2 separate regions of the Mus musculus genome follow, and region 2 is linked to region 1. A link is a loop called in an ENCODE intact Hi-C map of the cell type or tissue named here. Cell type or tissue: left cerebral cortex. All regions are shown on one strand.

Region 1 (8,000 bases):
ACACTTGGCAAGTCAACACTAGCTATACTCTTGGAGCCCCAGACACTGGAGAAGGACCATCTGTGACCATCTGGCTCCTGACCTAAAGCTGGTGCTCCAGTAACAATGACTTAGCATTTCTAGTCCCACCTCAGATCTCAGCCACTGATGTTCTCAAGGCTCCCCAAACCCACCTTGCCTCTTTGTTTAGGCTTAAACAAGACCCATCACCCTTCCCTGTGCAGCTAACATGCTTTCTACTAGAGGCCCCTAGAATGTCCTCTCCCTCTCCCTCACATGCTGATGACAGTTCCTGGGTTTGTGGTTCGAGGGGGACACGGGGTGAATGGATTGTCCTTTGAGATAGGAGGTCTATCAGAAGAGTTACTGACACCACAGGTGGACAGATGGACAACAGAATGGCAGGGGCTTTGGAGGAGAGACCTCTGGCCCCTGAGCCAGAGTTAACTAGGTAGGTCTCTTCTTAAGGGTCCCAGAGGAAGAAGGAAGTTTCATGCTCTGTGAATAGTTCACAGCATGTGCCCTGCCTGTAATCTGAGGGAAGGAACATAAAACTCCAAAGAGGTGGGGGAAGTGGGGAAGTGCACACATCTAGCTGAATGGTGCCCTTTTTACAGTAACCCTTTCATGGCCCAGATTCTGATGTCCTTAGAGAAATGAGACTATTACTTGCCATTCTCCTGGGATCTGTGCACCTGGGGAGTATGTTGAAGGGTCACATATTCACTGAGAGGCTCTCATCAAGGGCTTGTCATTTTCTTCACAGCAGCTGTGAGAAGGAGGCTGTTGCCGGTAGGTGTGGCCTGATCAGCCCCTAGCTTGCATCTAACAGGTGCAGCTTCCAGACTCTTTATGCCAGCACTCATCTAAGTCTACTTAGCCAAAGGTATCTGCCTGGATGGGCGTTTGTCTAAGTCAGCATCCAGGTTTGTATATTAGCTATGACATAGGCACCAATAGTGTCTCGCCCAGGAACAGAGTAGGTATGATGTGGGGGTTCTTCAGGATGCTCAGGGGATTCGGGTGTGAAGCATAAATGATGCGGTGATGCTGAGATGCCGGGCACAGGGTGAGAGGTACACTTCAGCCTGCATGTGCACAGTGGGGCCTCTAGTGCGCAGGCCTTCCTGTACAAAGTCCAAGGTGCAATCGTTCCATACATCAACATCCCTGAGCCTCCCAGTGATTGAACAAGCCTAAGCTCTGCTCCCAGGCTCCAGTCCCAATGGGTGCATGAAACCCCTCTTAAAAACCAATTTAAAAACTCTGAGTCATGAGAGTGTGCTCTTCCCCTTCCAGAGCATCATTCACCACCATCATCTTACAGTCTCCTGGAAACCTTGTCCTCTTCTTCAGGAAGGGGGCTTGGGAGTACAGCCCATTTGAGGCTGACTTGTGAATCAAATCCCATCTTGAGATCCTAACTCCTAACCTTCAAGGTAGGGTATGGAAGGTTCCTGGGCACGTAGGATCCGCTGGGATAAGAGCTCCATCAAACCTCAGGCTCTCCTTCTCCCAGTGCTTCCTTCTCTGTCAGACAAGAGCCAGAATGATCCCACCAACTCAGTACTGAGGATGCCGACAGATAGATTTCCTCCAGCTGAGCTCAAGCTCGGCTTCCTTCAGGGATTTCTCTCTGAAGGTCCACTCCTACCCCACATCCAGGCCCTGGAATGTCCCCAAGCCACACAGTGCCTGTTTGCAGGTCTGTCTTCTGTCTCCACAGCAGCCTCTGAGCCTTTTTACAACAAGGACAGGGTCTCATTCATCTCGGGGCTGCTGCTTGGCACAGTGCCCAGCACATCTTAGCAATTTCAGAAGCTCTCCTGGACGTCTGAATGAATGAATGCATGAATGACTAGCCTAGGACACGAACCAAGTCTGTACACAGTTATTTTGAAACTGGTAATATATGGGAGAAAGACTTGGTGAATGCTGGGGTAGGGGTGGGGAACTGGCCTCAGGCCTTATCCCTTCTACCTGGCTAGTCCTTGGGTTAATTTCCAACAGGTGGAGTGGCTGTGCAGAGCAGAAAAAGTGAGCCTTGGCCTGTGATGGGTCCTATAGCAATCAGCCCTGCCCAGGCCCTCATTCCTATCTGTGCCCATAGAGGAGGCCACCTTGTCTGTGAAAGCCAATATGTTTTGCTACTGTCCCTGCTGGGAGAAGAGAGATCCTGACCTCTACTTGCCTGCCTGTATACTGCTCCTTTGCTGAAGCCCCTAGGGGATCCTCCTGCAGTACCTTGGAAATGATTCCGCGGAGAGTTGCCATCCCTGACTTTTTCTGCAAACTGTAAAAGCTTGAGCCGGTCCTTGCTCTCCATACCCCTTGTTCATCTGCTCTGTGGCCAGTAGCCAAGTATGCATACTAATATTAACAGTCCTAATGGGCCCTAGCTTGGTCGTCTCGCTTACAAAGCACTTTTAGACCCATCATCAGAGCTGATCTCAAACCAGTGTGGAGGGCATAGCAGGGCTGTAGCTAGTGCATCACCATCTTAGTATGGGGAGAAACTAAGGATCTGGGAGAGGAAAGGATCGGTCAGCTCCAGGTAGCATAGATGTGAGCCTGAGGAGAGCATGGGCCAGAGGCCGGGTGTCCTGACAGACCATCCAGCACTCACACCCTGCCTTGTTCCCACCCTCTCCTGTGCCCTTGGTGTTCTGGCCAGTAGCATCACCTCTCAGGTGATCTATTCTCTGTCAGTAGAAGAGAGTGTAACAAGGAGAAGCAGGCTTCTGCTATCTACGACAAGAGCTGAAAGGACCTGCCAAGACATTTTCTGCGTGACTTTGGGCTAGACATCTTCCTCTGTGAGCCTCAAAGTCCACAATGGCAGTCGAGAGCCTGCCCTCTGTGCAGCAGGCTGCTGAAAGCTAAGGTGTTGCCCTGGGGACCTGACTGAGATTGGCAGCAGCTTGTCTCTGGAGTGACCATCTCAGGGATGGAGAGTGGAAGGGACAACCCAGAAGTGTGGCCTGTGGAACTCCCGGAGGACTCCCGAGGCCTCTTGGGGATGGGACGGAATGGCTATACTATGGCTTCCCCTGACAAATGACTTAAACACTTTATCAGTGTGTGCTAAAATGGTCCAGCCAGATGGCAACTATTTTCATTTCAAAGCAGAGAAACTTGGAGCTCAGCGAGGTGACCTGACTTGTTCAGTCACACAGCAAACAGAGGCAGATTCCAGGTCTGGGCCATCTCTCAGTCGCAATCAATTAATGATCTAGGCAGAGTGGGCAGGATGCATGTGGAAACCCTAAACCCCTCCTTTCCTCAGGCTCTGCCCACCCCTCGCTCTTCTCACCTCCTCCCCAGAGAGTCTTAGCACCAGGCTGGGTCCCCTTTACTGTAACCAGCTCACCCTGTCATCTCAGCCCAGGCAGAGATTTATGGATCTCACTTCAAGGATTTTCCTTTAATAATAACATTTATAATCATTTTAGAAATTAAGAGCTGAGGATGCAAAGCATTTTAATTAAAATAATCCGTGGCTGATAATTATAGGACTCTCTTAGCTGGAACCATCTTCTCTCAATCTGTCACCGTCCCCGAGGAAGCCAGGAGTTTAACTGTGAGCAAATGAGCAAGCCTTGGCCCCCGTGGGTGGAACAGGCTGTGGGGAAGGCGGCTCTGGGTTCACCCCAGAGGCTGTTTTCAGGGTGAGCACAGTTCATAAAGACTTGGGGCTGGATTCCCAGGAGCCTTGCAGGGTAAAGTGTCTTCTTCAAAAGAAGCAGTATCCTTCTCCTCCTCACCTGTTCCCATGTCAACCCCCTCCCCATGGCCACACATGGTCCTTTACCACTTATCACACAGGCCCAGCTATGAAGACCAAGACACACAGGAACTCATCTCTGCCAACAGCGCCAGTTGCCTGCCTCTGCCCCACCCCCACTCCTCCCAGGAACTGTCCTGCCCTCTGTAGTCAGGAGAGGGCAGTGAAGGCCACCAGATATGGACACAGCTCCTGAAGCACAGACTTCATAATGGAACTTAGAGATAGCAGAAGAATCCTCCTTCCACCAGCCAGCAGCTCAGCCCTGGCCTCACCACGGGCGGCTCCCATGTCAATTCCCCTAGAAACTCACATATCAGCAGAGTCAAAACACGCAAGCCAACCATAGCAGGAAGCAATTACACACAGGATGTAGCTGCAGAAGTCAGAGTCCCCAGAGACTGATCAGGGAAGGAGGCTTTACAGAGAGGTGATGCCCGACAGGGTGGTGATGGATGAATAGGAGCCCAGTGGCTCAATGACAGTTATAACTGCTCAATTTGTTAACTGTTTACCAGGTGCCAGGTGCCGAGCAGCTCTGGTCTGTGGTCTAGAGCAACACAATTAGCCTGAGACCAATCTTATAATCAGCATCCTTTTCTAGATAGACAGGTTTGCCTCGTGTGCTTGAGTGACACAGTTAAGTAGAACTACTCCACGAAGGGAGACTCATCAATGCAAAACCTAGCCATTCATCAGAGGGCTTGTGGATCCCAGGGAGGCTTCTGAACAGAGCTGCTCTCTGCAGAGCGGAGAGATATAAACTGGACAGAAGGTGTGGATAAGAAAGGAGGAAGATTGCCAAAAGACAGCATCTCACCTGACCTGTTTGGAAACTCCTGATCAGAGTGGCTGCATTCTCTGGCCTCACCTCCATCCCCTATCCGTAACTGTAGGGCGAGGCTCCCTCTGGGTGCCCTTGCAGCTTAGAGGGCCTGCAGGACCCTGGGCCTCCTGAAGTGTCTCTAGCATGGTATCCACTCCCTATGCTTAGCAATAGGAGGAGCCCAGGGAAGATGATCATATCAGGGCTCCAGCATAAACCCACTTACAGAACAGTGATGGGAAGGGGTCAGCCTGGACATGACCTTGAGCTTTCTGAAGCCTCTACTTCCTCCTGAAGAGAATAAGGGATGGGTGGGTCACCAGAGGAAGTATGGGATATCTCCAGCAGGTGATAGTGACTTGGCTCCCTGTGGGGACCTGGTTCTCTAAAGGCTTGCCTACTTCAGCCTAGGTGCATCCCTCCCCACTCCCACTGGAGGCCTGAAGAGGATTACCCAGACTCACTCATGGGTAAAATTGGTTCTTGGCCAGAGGAGATGCTGAGGGGTTGGGGTGGGGTATGGAGTGGGCTTTGTAATGAGCATTGTGGGGGTGACCAGGAATGGCACACTGGCAGTAGAGTTGGGGCTGGCCACATACCAGGCCCATTCTCCCACACCAGTAATGGCGTGTTAGGTGCCATACCCAGTCCCCTGCCCACACCACCAGCTTGCTCACACCTACTCCATTCCCTGCAGAGGACAGGCATAGTCTAGAACACACATAAGGAGCTTGGCCACTCAGACCCAGGACTTCTGAAGAATAGCTGGGCCCAAGCCCCAGTGCTGTGATCTGTGGAGAGCCTGCTGTTTTTACAAGGCTTGAGCAACTGAGAAGTATGGATTAGTGAAAGGTGAAAGGAGAGGGACTATTCAACTAATCTGTGAATCCTTGGATCATAACTACAACCTTTCTCTGGAAAAGGAACTTCCCGCCCCTCTCCTCTTCTCTCCCCCGACCTCATTGGAGAAGCTGGAGGCCAAAGTGATGTTAGTAATAAGAGTTCTGCCGAAGCTAAAATTCATGGAATGACTATCTCTCATTTGCAGTCTTCCTAAGGAAGTGGCCTCCAAAAGCTGGGGGTTTGCAGCGACAAGTCAAAGAAGCTGGGAAATGTTAGGCAACATAAAATGAAGACAAAGTGTGTGTATAAAAGAAAGCCAGAAAATGGCAGTTGAGGGAGTCTGGGTGATGGTTGTCTTGGGTAGGGAAGGCAGAGAGGTGCAATGAGCAGAAGGAAGCCCTGCAGGTAAGTAACCTTCATTGCATGGGTTCTGCTGTTGTGGTAACAGGGAGGTTTGAAGGTACCAATTAAATCATGAACACGCATGAATGAGGAAGAGAAAAACAGGACCAAACATGGACCAATGGGAAGACTCACCAAGACCACAGTGATCCAAATGTGCATTTGAGTTTCCCATAATTGGGAGAAGATGTCAAAAGAAACATCCTGAGATTGAACTACACCATGCCAACTCCCCAGCCTCTTGAATATGCTGAGACTTCTTGGGTTTCAAGCATGGTTTTGAAGGGCAGCTTATACAGAAAGTTTCCTCTGAACATGTAAGACCTAGTCTACCATCTTCATGGCCATCACAAGGGATAGAATGTGCCAATAAAGTCTCCTGCCCTTGGATGGGCTCCCCTGGCTAGATGGCCATGGGGAATGCTGGAACAAGTAGTTGGTTCTATAGAGACACAGAAGACAGAGGAATACCTGTGACTAAAGCCCAGTATACATGTCTTCTTCTCCCTGCCTGCCACACCTGTGCACAGCTTCACCATAATGCCATCTCTGACTGCTGGCAGATGCTATGTTCTGGGGGTGCCTCAGGAGTCAGGGGTCTCTGACTTTGCAGGTGTGCTTCCAGGAAGACAGGTGGCAGGGAAACTCACTCTGTCACTTATGGCTTCAGAGCCCCAACTGATCTCTTATCACTTCCTCTCCTGCCCCGAACTCCTGTCAGCAAGAAAACTAGCCTACAGGTCCTTTATGCTAATCTTGCACTAAAGAACACTCTTGATTATAGAGGCACCTCCTTGCCTTGTCAGACGGTAGAAGAAGATTCTGGTGGTCTCTGCCTGCCATGCTGGCCAGACTGTCCAATGAGGGGATAAAGAAAAGGAGCCAGGCTATGTTGGCAGGATTGGTGGCTACAGAAGGATGTGTGTGACCTGAAAAAAGGGTTGCAGAAAGGACTAGGATAAGCCAGGCAGTGGTGGCGCACGCCTTTAATCCCAGCACTTGGGAGGCAGAGACAGGCGGATTTCTGAGTTCGAGGCCAGCCTGGTCTACAAAGTGAGTTTCAGGACAGCCAAGGCTACACAGAGAAACCCTGTCTTGAAAAACCAAAAAAAAAAAAAAAAAAAGGGACTAGGTGAGACAGTGGTCCTGTCCACCCTTGCTGAGAGACCATGTTTAGGCTAATTACCTTCTCTGAGCTCAAGATTCTCTTTTACAATAGGGTTTCTTCCTCTTTCTCCCGCCTCCATGAGCTGCAGGCTAGGAGTGTATCCTGGTTCCTTCTACTGTGCAGTAGAGAGATCGATGTCTGCTACAGAAGGATGCCCCAGGGACTGAGTAGGTTCACCCCAGATTTCCTGTCCTTTCCTTACTTACTGAGGGCACAGTATGTGCTAGACCCTAGAGCATCAGTGATCAGTCAATGTCCCTATCTTCTTATTTAAGTGGTTCTCCATCCCAGGGATGCCTCAGGATCCCCTAGAGGGAGGTAGTAAATGTGTGCGTGCCCAAACCCAACTCTGGGCCAACCAAATCTGTATCTGTCCTTTTTAAAGTCTCCCAGGCGGTTCAAATATACAATCAGGGGAGACAAGAAAACAAGCAATTACAGTGTATTCTTGCCATTTGCTCTGCCTGAGAAAGTACACAAAGAACCTTGGAAGGCTGCCTAAGTCAGATTGTGGTAGCAGTGGTGAGAGGGGAGGGCCAGTGAGAACGTTCTGGAAGAAGTGACAGGTGACCCAGGGTGGCATGCATGATCGTGTGGTAGAAGAATGGAGGCTGTTCTGTTGGGTTGGTCAAGAGGAGGGGTGATGTGAAGGGAGGCTGGAGAGGGAGGAGGGCTCCAAATCACAGAGGGCTTGTTTGCCTTATTAGGGAATTGGTCGGACCCTAAAGTAACAGTCTTACATCAAAGCCCAGGAATGACAGGTCAGGTTTCTTTAGACTACTGGGGGAACGCAGGCTGCTCATCTAGCTAGCAAAGGCCCCCTGACAAGGGAGGGTCAGGACCACCCTGGTGTGAGCAGGATGGACTCTGCCCTGGGCTGCTAGGGGCTTCCAGTTTAATCTAATCTCTGTGGAGCATTAGCAAGGGGCTCCCTAGGCCAGCCGCGTTCCTGCTACTAATCGGCGACTGAGGTGGAA
Region 2 (8,000 bases), 130 kb after region 1:
AGAGCTCCGGGGTACTGGTTAGTTCATAATGTTGTTCCACCTATAGGGTTGCAGATCCCTTTAGCTCCTTGGCTACTTTCTCTAGCGTCTGTCATCTTCTTGACTGTCAAGTAAATGCCTGTGGGTCTTGAGGTCCATCACTAGCTCTCTGTGTGCCGTGGGTTTTTTTTTCCTATAAAAAGGGAAGAAAGAAGGCTGGGACTCAAGTCCTGCGGTGGAGCACTAGTATAGCTTATCTAGAGTCTTAAGCTGATCACATGACACGATGTTTGCTGGGGGGTTAGGGGTGGGGTTCATCTACTAGTGATGACCAGATAGGGAAGGGAACTGAGCAGGGAGAGGCAAAATTCTCAGAGCACAGGAGGGATTTGGGGCTTAAAACAAAGTCACCAGATGAATGATGAGACTCACTCGCGCCCAGTGTTCTGGTTTCCCTCGATTGCTCATGTAAGGCTGCTGCTCCGACATCATTATTCTGAGCATTCCTCTTCCTCTCAGGGACACCCCAGTGTGGATGGTGAGTTACAGATGCTGTTAGGAGCTAAATTGTGAACTCTTAAAATTGACACATTGAAGTTTTGCCTCTAAGTAACAGAATGCAGCTGTATTTGGAGACAAGGCGTTTGAACAGGTGATTAAATTGAAATGGGGCCGCTGGCGTGGGGCTCACATCCAAAGGACTATTGTCCTTATTAAAAGAAAAGAAACCAAGGATTCATGAGTACCGAGAAGTGGCCATATGACCACACAGAAGACATCCATCTGCCCTCCAAAGACGCAACCCTGCCAACACCTTCATATTGGACTTCCAGCCTTCAGCAAGAGAAGAAGTAAATGTGTTAATTCGCCCAGCCGGTGACATTTTATTACAGAAATTGGAGGGAACTAGGCAGAACTTGCCTTACAGAACGGGAAACAGGTCTCTCTGCCTTTAGCTGCTGATGTCTTCAGGAACAGAGATTAGTGATGACTGTGGAATTGTAGCTAGGATCCCATCAGGCAGTGGGAGGTGAGGAGCCTGCAGACCAGAGGCAGGATGATGGTGATGATAACCCTATGTACAAGTAACCTTGGGGTAGACTCCACAACGAATGCACAGAGTTGTGAGTCAGTGCTGTGGTGGGATGAGGGGACAACAGGCTGAGTTGCTGTGGACAACACAGGGGTACAGGAAACAGTGACCCCTTGTTCCTGGACATCTTGTACTGGATCCTTTGCTCCAATGACTTCTCTAAGCTGAAAGTTCTGTGTATGCTTAGAACCCTCCTGGCCATTAAGTACAACCAGGGATAAACAGAGGCTGGCTGTCTGTGGAGCTCAATGGGATGCAATGGTCAGGTGGCTACTTATCTGACCTCTGGATCTCACATTTGGTTTGGTGCTGTTGGTTTCTAACCCAGTCAGGAAACATCTTGTCTCTGAGGCACCACTGGAAATGGAAACAGTATAGGGGCGAGGCAAGCACCCACCAGAATGCATGCAGATTCCCAAGCCCAGCGGCCAGCACCTCAGAGGCACTCCTGATGCTAGTGCTCAGTGCCACTGCCTCCCTGAGGGTTTGGAGGCTCTCAAACGTCTACCATCTGGGTGTTTGTCTTGCCCAGCCTATTCATTCCAATCCCGAGCACAGCACTCAATAAAAAGGATTTGTTCCTGCCTAGGGAGATGGCTCAGTGGCTCAAGTGTTGTGCAAACATGAGGACCTGAATTCAGATCCCCATGTAAAAATCTGGAAGTAGCCATGAATACCTATAACCTGGGCAGGGTGGAGGCAAGTGGATCCCTGCTGGTCTAGCTGAAACAGTTAAGTTCCAGGTTCAGTGAGAGACGCTGTCTCCCAAATTAAAAAACAAAACGAAACAAAGCTGGATAGCTAAACCAGCTTACACACACACACACACACACACACACACACACACACACAGAGAGAGAGAGAGAGAGAGAGAGAGAGAGAGAGAGAGAGAGAGAGAGGAGTAGTGGGTAGGGGGTAAGTACATCCTAAACATATACATACACCACACACTCACAAAATCAAAGTGGTTAATAAAATGGCAGAGTTAACATAGTGTGATGTTTGCAGTGATTACAAGAGTGAGGGCTAACTTAGGGAATCTGATGAGAAGCCCCAGGAGGTCCCAGGAAGCCCCCCCCCCCCCCCCCGCCTGTCTCCTCCTAGTGGTAGGCATTCTGAAAGCCAGGACACTCTCACAGGGGCTGGTCAGACAGGGAGGAAGCAGTACTGGCTCTGGATTGGGTCTTGATGAGCACCTGTGCAAGGTGCTGGAGCAGAGCCCCACTCCCTCCCCTCCCCCTACTCCTTCTTCTCTCTCCCAAGCATCACAAAGGAGCTGGCAAAGGAGATGGTCCCAGCCATTGACAAAACTCCATCCAGAAAGACACTCAGAAAGGAAAAACAGGAAGAAGACTGCCATGCATGCCAGCCCTCTCTCTGTTCCTCCCTACATCCCTTCCTCCAGCCTAGGCCCCATTTGACCTCTGCCATCTAGGTCCCCAGGGCATGGCTCACAGGAACTCCAAGACCAATACTTCTTGGTGAGACCACAGGTAGCTTATCACATGGCCTGGAAGATCATCCTCTCTCCTGACATCCTAGTTGTCAGGCTAGGGACAACTGGATAAGTACATTTTACTCCAGTTATCTTCTTCCTTGAACTCCAGAATGCAGCTGACAAAAGTAAGGTGTCCCTGCACAGTAAAACTGAGACTCTTTTGGTATTGTACTTTCCAGATGGCTCACTCCTCTGAGTTGGACGAGAGGAGTATGTGGAACCCAGGAACCGACTGGGTCATCAGGCATGCTGACACGGCAAGTCTTCATTGTTAGTGACGAACGTATCACCTTGGGAGGTATGGAAAGAATAGGGCTGGAGTCCAGACCACCACTCTGTGAGGATGACAGGATCACGGGCTAGCAAGAGGTCAGCAAAGTGCTTACAGCACAAGCATGAGGGCCCTAGTTCACATCAACGTCAAACATGTAAGAATCAGGCATAGTGAAGTGTGTCTATAACCCACAGGGTGAAGAGGCAGAGATGTGCAGATCCTTGGAATTGGCTGGCTGGTCAGTCTAGCCCAAACAATGAGTTTCGAGTTCAGTGAGAGACAACGGCGACGATGATGATGATGGTGGTAGTGATGATGATGGAGGTGAAGATGATGTAGAGAGAGATTGAGGAAGACAGTTCACTTTGACCTCTAGCTTCCACAGGCTTGTGTATATCCCATAAACACACACACACACACAAAGATGGCAGTACCCTCAGGTGTCCCCAGAGTCTAGTTCACATGCTTAGCATCTACCCTTCCCTTCCAGAACAGAAGATCCATGGGAACAAGGGCTAATTCTCCCTTGACACCTGTGGCATTGGAGACATCCACAGTACTGTTATGGAAGTTGGGGTGCAAGGAGGGGAAACTGAGTTGGTTTCTTCAGAACTCCATGATGCCCAGCCTACCAGCACCCTACCCAACACCGTGTGCTACTTCCAGCCAGGGCTAGGAGGGTAGGGTGGGCCCTCACCTGAACTGGCTCTTGAGTCAGCTACAGAAGCTGTGGAGAAGGGCAGCCTGGGCAGCATCTTAGAGGAAGCAGCTTTGTCTCCTTCATCCAGCCATCCCTAAGTTCTGGATCCCCAGTGGGCTGGTGGTCAGGGCCAGAAGGATTCTGCTTGTGTTTAGTGGGTCCTGTACTCTATGCCTCAACATCACAGATTGGGGGTGGAGGAGAGAGAGCTGGTAGCTGGCTTGCCTCTCCTTGGGATGGTTAATAAGCCCTTAGGTGACATTAATTGCCACCAGGCATTAGGGACCTAATGAGAATCATCTTCTTTGACTACTACAGCATAGTCTTTCCCCAGGGCCTCCAATAGACTGTTAGCTCTCCCCACTGAACCTCTGAGCTATGAGGGAGGAGCAAGAACAGCTAGGCAGGTTCCAATATGAAACCTAAGCAGGGATAGTCAGCAGCTGGGGGGGGGGGGGGCAAGGAAGGTTCCTATCGTCATCATCCAAACCCATTTTCCCAAAAAGGACACTCACAGGATCAGGAAGGCTAGAAAAGACCCGAGTATGACAGATAAAGTGTAGACGGAGAGTCCCACCAGCCATTGCTCTGATCTGTCTAGCCCATACTCCATCTGGTATAACGGGTGACTCTCAAGTTCTATTCTCTCACTATGGGCTATGCCCATGGGACAAGAGACTGCCCCTCCAGAGTAGGACTGATAGAGATCAGACCTCTCAGGATTCCCTCGTGACATCCAATAATGCTGTCAGATCATTGCCATTGATCTCATGCCTGATTGACTATTGGCGGTTGACGGTCGGGTCTGATTTGGGTTGCGTTCTAATGGAAAAGGCGCGATGGTGGGAGTGAATGTCTGCCTCACACCCCCCTCTCTTCAGCTGATGACTGGGTGAGAGTACAGAGGGGCAGTTTCTCGCACCCACCCACCCACCTCCGCGCCCGGACACCTTTCAGAGGTTTGCAAAACAACCTGTAGGCAGAGGCAAGTCTCTCCTCGGCCTCCAGCGGCGCCCCTTGCCTCTTACCCGAGGAGCTCCAACCAGAGGAGCTGGGCGCGGCAGCTTGTCTGATTCCCACCGGGTGCCCTGCAGACCCAGGAGGACTCAGAGGCTGTGGGAGGCTGCCCCCTACCCGCGCCTCGGATAGAACCACCGAAAACATCTCCGGCACCCTGCGGGGAGCTGGCATTCCCTGAAAAGGGACCTCGGTCGGCTTCGGCTGTGGCGTCTGCTCAGGAGAACCGCAGTCGCAGCAGCCGACCGACCCCTCTCGGATCGCACCAACCTTAATCTCAGAGGGGGAAAAAAATTAAATGTAAAGCGGAGTAGAACTGAACGGCGAGGCCAGCCCTGGGCCGGCTCTCATTAAGGAGCCGCGCGCGCCCCCAGGCTGGGAATGCGGAATGGACACGTGGACAGACAGGGGAGCCGGGGGAGGGGGAAGTCTCCGTGGCGCGCGAGCCGTGGGCTGCGCGCTCCGGGGCCACGTGATCACGGGGAATCTGGGAGGGGAGGGAGGAAAAGGGAGCGAGCGCGCCAAGCTGGGCGCCCGCCCGCTACGGTCCTGGTGGGCGCTGGATGCCGGACCGAGGAGGAGGGCAGCGAGCATCAGTGTGTGTGTGTGTCTTTCTTCAACCATTTACCGAGGAGCGCCGTGGAGGTGGCAGCGACTGCTTCGGTCAACTGTGGCTCCCCCGCCTCTTTTTTTTTTCCTCTGGTCCTTGATTCTTCTTCTTCCCCAACCCCACGTCCAAGGAGAGCTGGACCCCTATCGGCATCTCTATCTTTTCTAGGCCGCCTAGGTACCCGCTGCTGCCTCTCCGGCCAGGGGCTGCGCAGGTGCGGTTGCCTTAGCCCACTGGCCGCGCTCCCGCTTCTTGCCACCCGTAGCTGGGACTGGAGCGGCGATCTACTCGCCCAGACTGACTCCGAAAGAGCGACAGCCTGTGCCCTGCCGCACCGAGGCAACGGGCGAGCGGGTGTCCAGGGGCAAGGCGGGGGTGATGGGTAGGACGAGGGATCGGAGACTGTGAACCTCGGAAAAGTTCAAGGTTTGTGTAGGTTCCCCCGGGAAAGCGAGGAGAGGTGTGAGGCGGGGCAAGGTACCCCTGTGCTGAGACAGCGACACCCTACCGGAGAGGAAAGAAAAGGGTAGCCGGTGCTGCCGAGGGCTGACCACCCCATCTCTCATCCTACAACGCTTACGGGCTGGATACTGGAGGAGACGCTCTGGGAAGAAACGGCTCGAGCTGGGGCGCCTTAGCTGGCGCTTCCGCTCCTTCGCTTCTCCTAGCTTCATCTCCATGGGGCAGCGAGTGCCTAGAGCTCCACCCTTGCTCCAGCCACCGAACCCCAGCCTGGCCAGGCGGCGCCGAGTTGGCCTGTGCTAGCGCAGACCCCGGTCGAGACTGGAGAGAGTGCTGGAGTCCAAGACCGAGCACTGCGAAGGGACAAACATCTGGTCCCCCACCTCAGACGTTTCGTCTGGGCGTCGCCTAGGGTGGTGGCGACCCGCGTCGCCTGTCTCATCCCTGCAAGGAAACTTTTCCTTCCCCGGATGGATTAAAGTTGCCTGGATTTTCTCTCTTTGCGAAAGAAATCATCCGTTTCCTCCCGACCTGGGATTTTCCCTACTGCTGCAGGGCGCTTGGGAGAGGAAGAAAGCCGCGCTGTGCATGTGGGGTTACCACCGAAACCGAGGCGATTCGAGTTCGCGTTGGGGTTCTGTACCTACGAGCGAGTACGGATCTGAGCGGCGCGGCGAGGCCAGGGGCTTCGGCACGCGGCCCTCGGCAGCCACCGGGACGTTGGTGGCCACCGGGCCCTGGGACCGCACGTGCGGCTCCCCCCTCTCCTCGCAGATCCTGCAGGGGGCACCAGCCCGGGGAGGTGGAGACTCCTCCCGCCCCGAGCTGCGCCCCCGCCGGCTCCGAGGGTGTAGCCGGTGGTGCCCGGGACGCCCCTCCCCTCAAAGTGTCCCCGAATTGCGCTTTCTGGCCCCCGAAGCCTCAACAGACACAGCTGGGCGCCAGTGAGTTGGAGGCGACCGAGCCCAGCCTGAGACCAATTCGCCGTGGATCTCTACACCCTCGGACCCCTCCTGCCCCCGCTTCGGCCATGGCCCCAGGGATGTCGGGCCGCCGCGGCGCCGCCCTACTCTGCCTCTCTGTGCTGCTCGCCCACGGTAAGTGTCGCGGCGCAGACTCGGGGTGAAGATGCGGCGGGCGCCCCTGGAGGGGGCGCAGAGAGAACCGAAGGAAGGAGCACCTCATCCCAGTGTTCCCCTGGACTCTCCGCCGTCGCTACCAGCACGGTTCCCGGCTGCAGCGGGAGTCCGCTGAGGGGACCGAGGTCGGTCCAGGGGAGATTGGGGCGGGGGGGGGGTAGATTCCTCGGTCTCAGAGTTAGAATTCAGGGAAAAACCCGAGACCCTGGGGGCGTGTCAGCTCACGGATATCTAGAGGGGTGCGAGAGATCAGCTAGGTCGAGTCTCGGGTACCCGGCCGCAGCTCCCCATGCAGCGCGAGGGGCTGGGGACCACTGGGACCGGCGAGATCGCGGCTTCCGGGCCCGGCGCGCAGGCGGGTGCGGGCCGTGCCGCCGGCTGTCTGGCTTCCTGCGGCGGGCCTAGGACAGGGACGCGCACGGTTGGGGCCCGGGAGGCTTGTGAGCAGCATCTCAATGGCCGGCCGGCTCGCAGAGCAAGTCGGGCGGGGGTCTGGGCAGCGGGCGCGGGCCGGGAGACTGGCGGCGCGCGAAGGCAGCGGGGCCGCGCTCCAGCGTTCTGCAATCTGTTGCGTCTGCTCCCCAGGCTCGCCCTGGGCTCTGGGCTCTGCCGGAAAGGGGTGACGGAGGGAGGAACCCGGGGATGGTGCGCCCCAGCAGTGAGATGGGGGATATGAAGGTTGGAGGCAGGGGGTAGTAGGACAACCTCCCCCACCCAGAGTGGGAACTCAAGATGAGCCAGGAGGGCGCTGCGGCGGGCTTCCGCAAGCTGGAGATGCTCCAGGAGGAGAGGGGCGCAAACCTAAACGAGAGAAAGGGAGCTGTGGAAGCAAGGGGGCAGGGGCGGCGGGGAAGCGGCCCTCTGCTGCGCCCAAGTGAAACCAGCTGACCCGGGACAATTCCCCAACCAGCAAAGGACTAGCTAGGGATATAAGACTCTGATGCCCCACTCCCGAGAGGGTGAGCCAAGGACAGAATTGGAGAAGGCCTTAGTGGAGCGAGCCATCTGGATGTTTGAGAGAACCGTCCGTTTGTAGTGGTCAGCTTTTGCCCGAATCTGTGCAGTCCCTGGCAGCCTGATTTGAGTGTGCTGTGAACCTCCCCACGGTCTCTTAATTCGTTTTTGCTCCGCAACGAACCCCCCTCCGCGCCCCTCGCCCCGAGTAGGGTGTATTTTCAAGGTTGAAAGAGTAAAGAGAAAGTGGTCTCAAGGAATCATAGGGCCCAAG

The links. Hi-C counts contacts between places; a loop is a spot of excess contacts. Peaks named below come from ENCODE experiments on the same cell type or tissue, not always from the same donor. Only the 100,000 strongest peaks of a DNase experiment are listed, where the experiment ranks them.
Region 2: it touches region 1 in a loop (2.8-fold over the local background); 7 of 42 quality-filtered maps call a loop at or near these places.

Annotation. Positions count from the first base shown.
Region 1 is chr11:82,251,829-82,259,828 of GRCm38, forward strand. No RefSeq gene overlaps it. Among named protein-coding and RNA genes, the nearest start is that of Ccl1, 76 kb to the left of the region's middle. In left cerebral cortex, a CTCF peak has its summit at 3,947 (motif pointing right); DNase peaks (open chromatin) are centred at 1,766, 3,923 and 5,299.
Region 2 is chr11:82,382,384-82,390,383 of GRCm38, forward strand. Tmem132e (transmembrane protein 132E) reads left to right here and starts at 6,517. Exons shown (of 9, transcript NM_001304439.1): 1 at 6,517-6,730. The coding sequence starts at 6,664. It overlaps Gm38577 (a long non-coding RNA gene), which reads right to left and starts at 5,057. Exons shown (of 3, transcript XR_880073.3): 1 at 4,573-5,057; 2 at 412-688; 3 at 50-172. In left cerebral cortex, CTCF peaks have their summits at 4,695, 5,715 and 6,437 (motif pointing right); DNase peaks (open chromatin) are centred at 4,976, 5,646, 6,408, 7,293 and 1 more place; H3K4me3 peaks cover 3,636 bases; H3K27ac peaks cover 861 bases.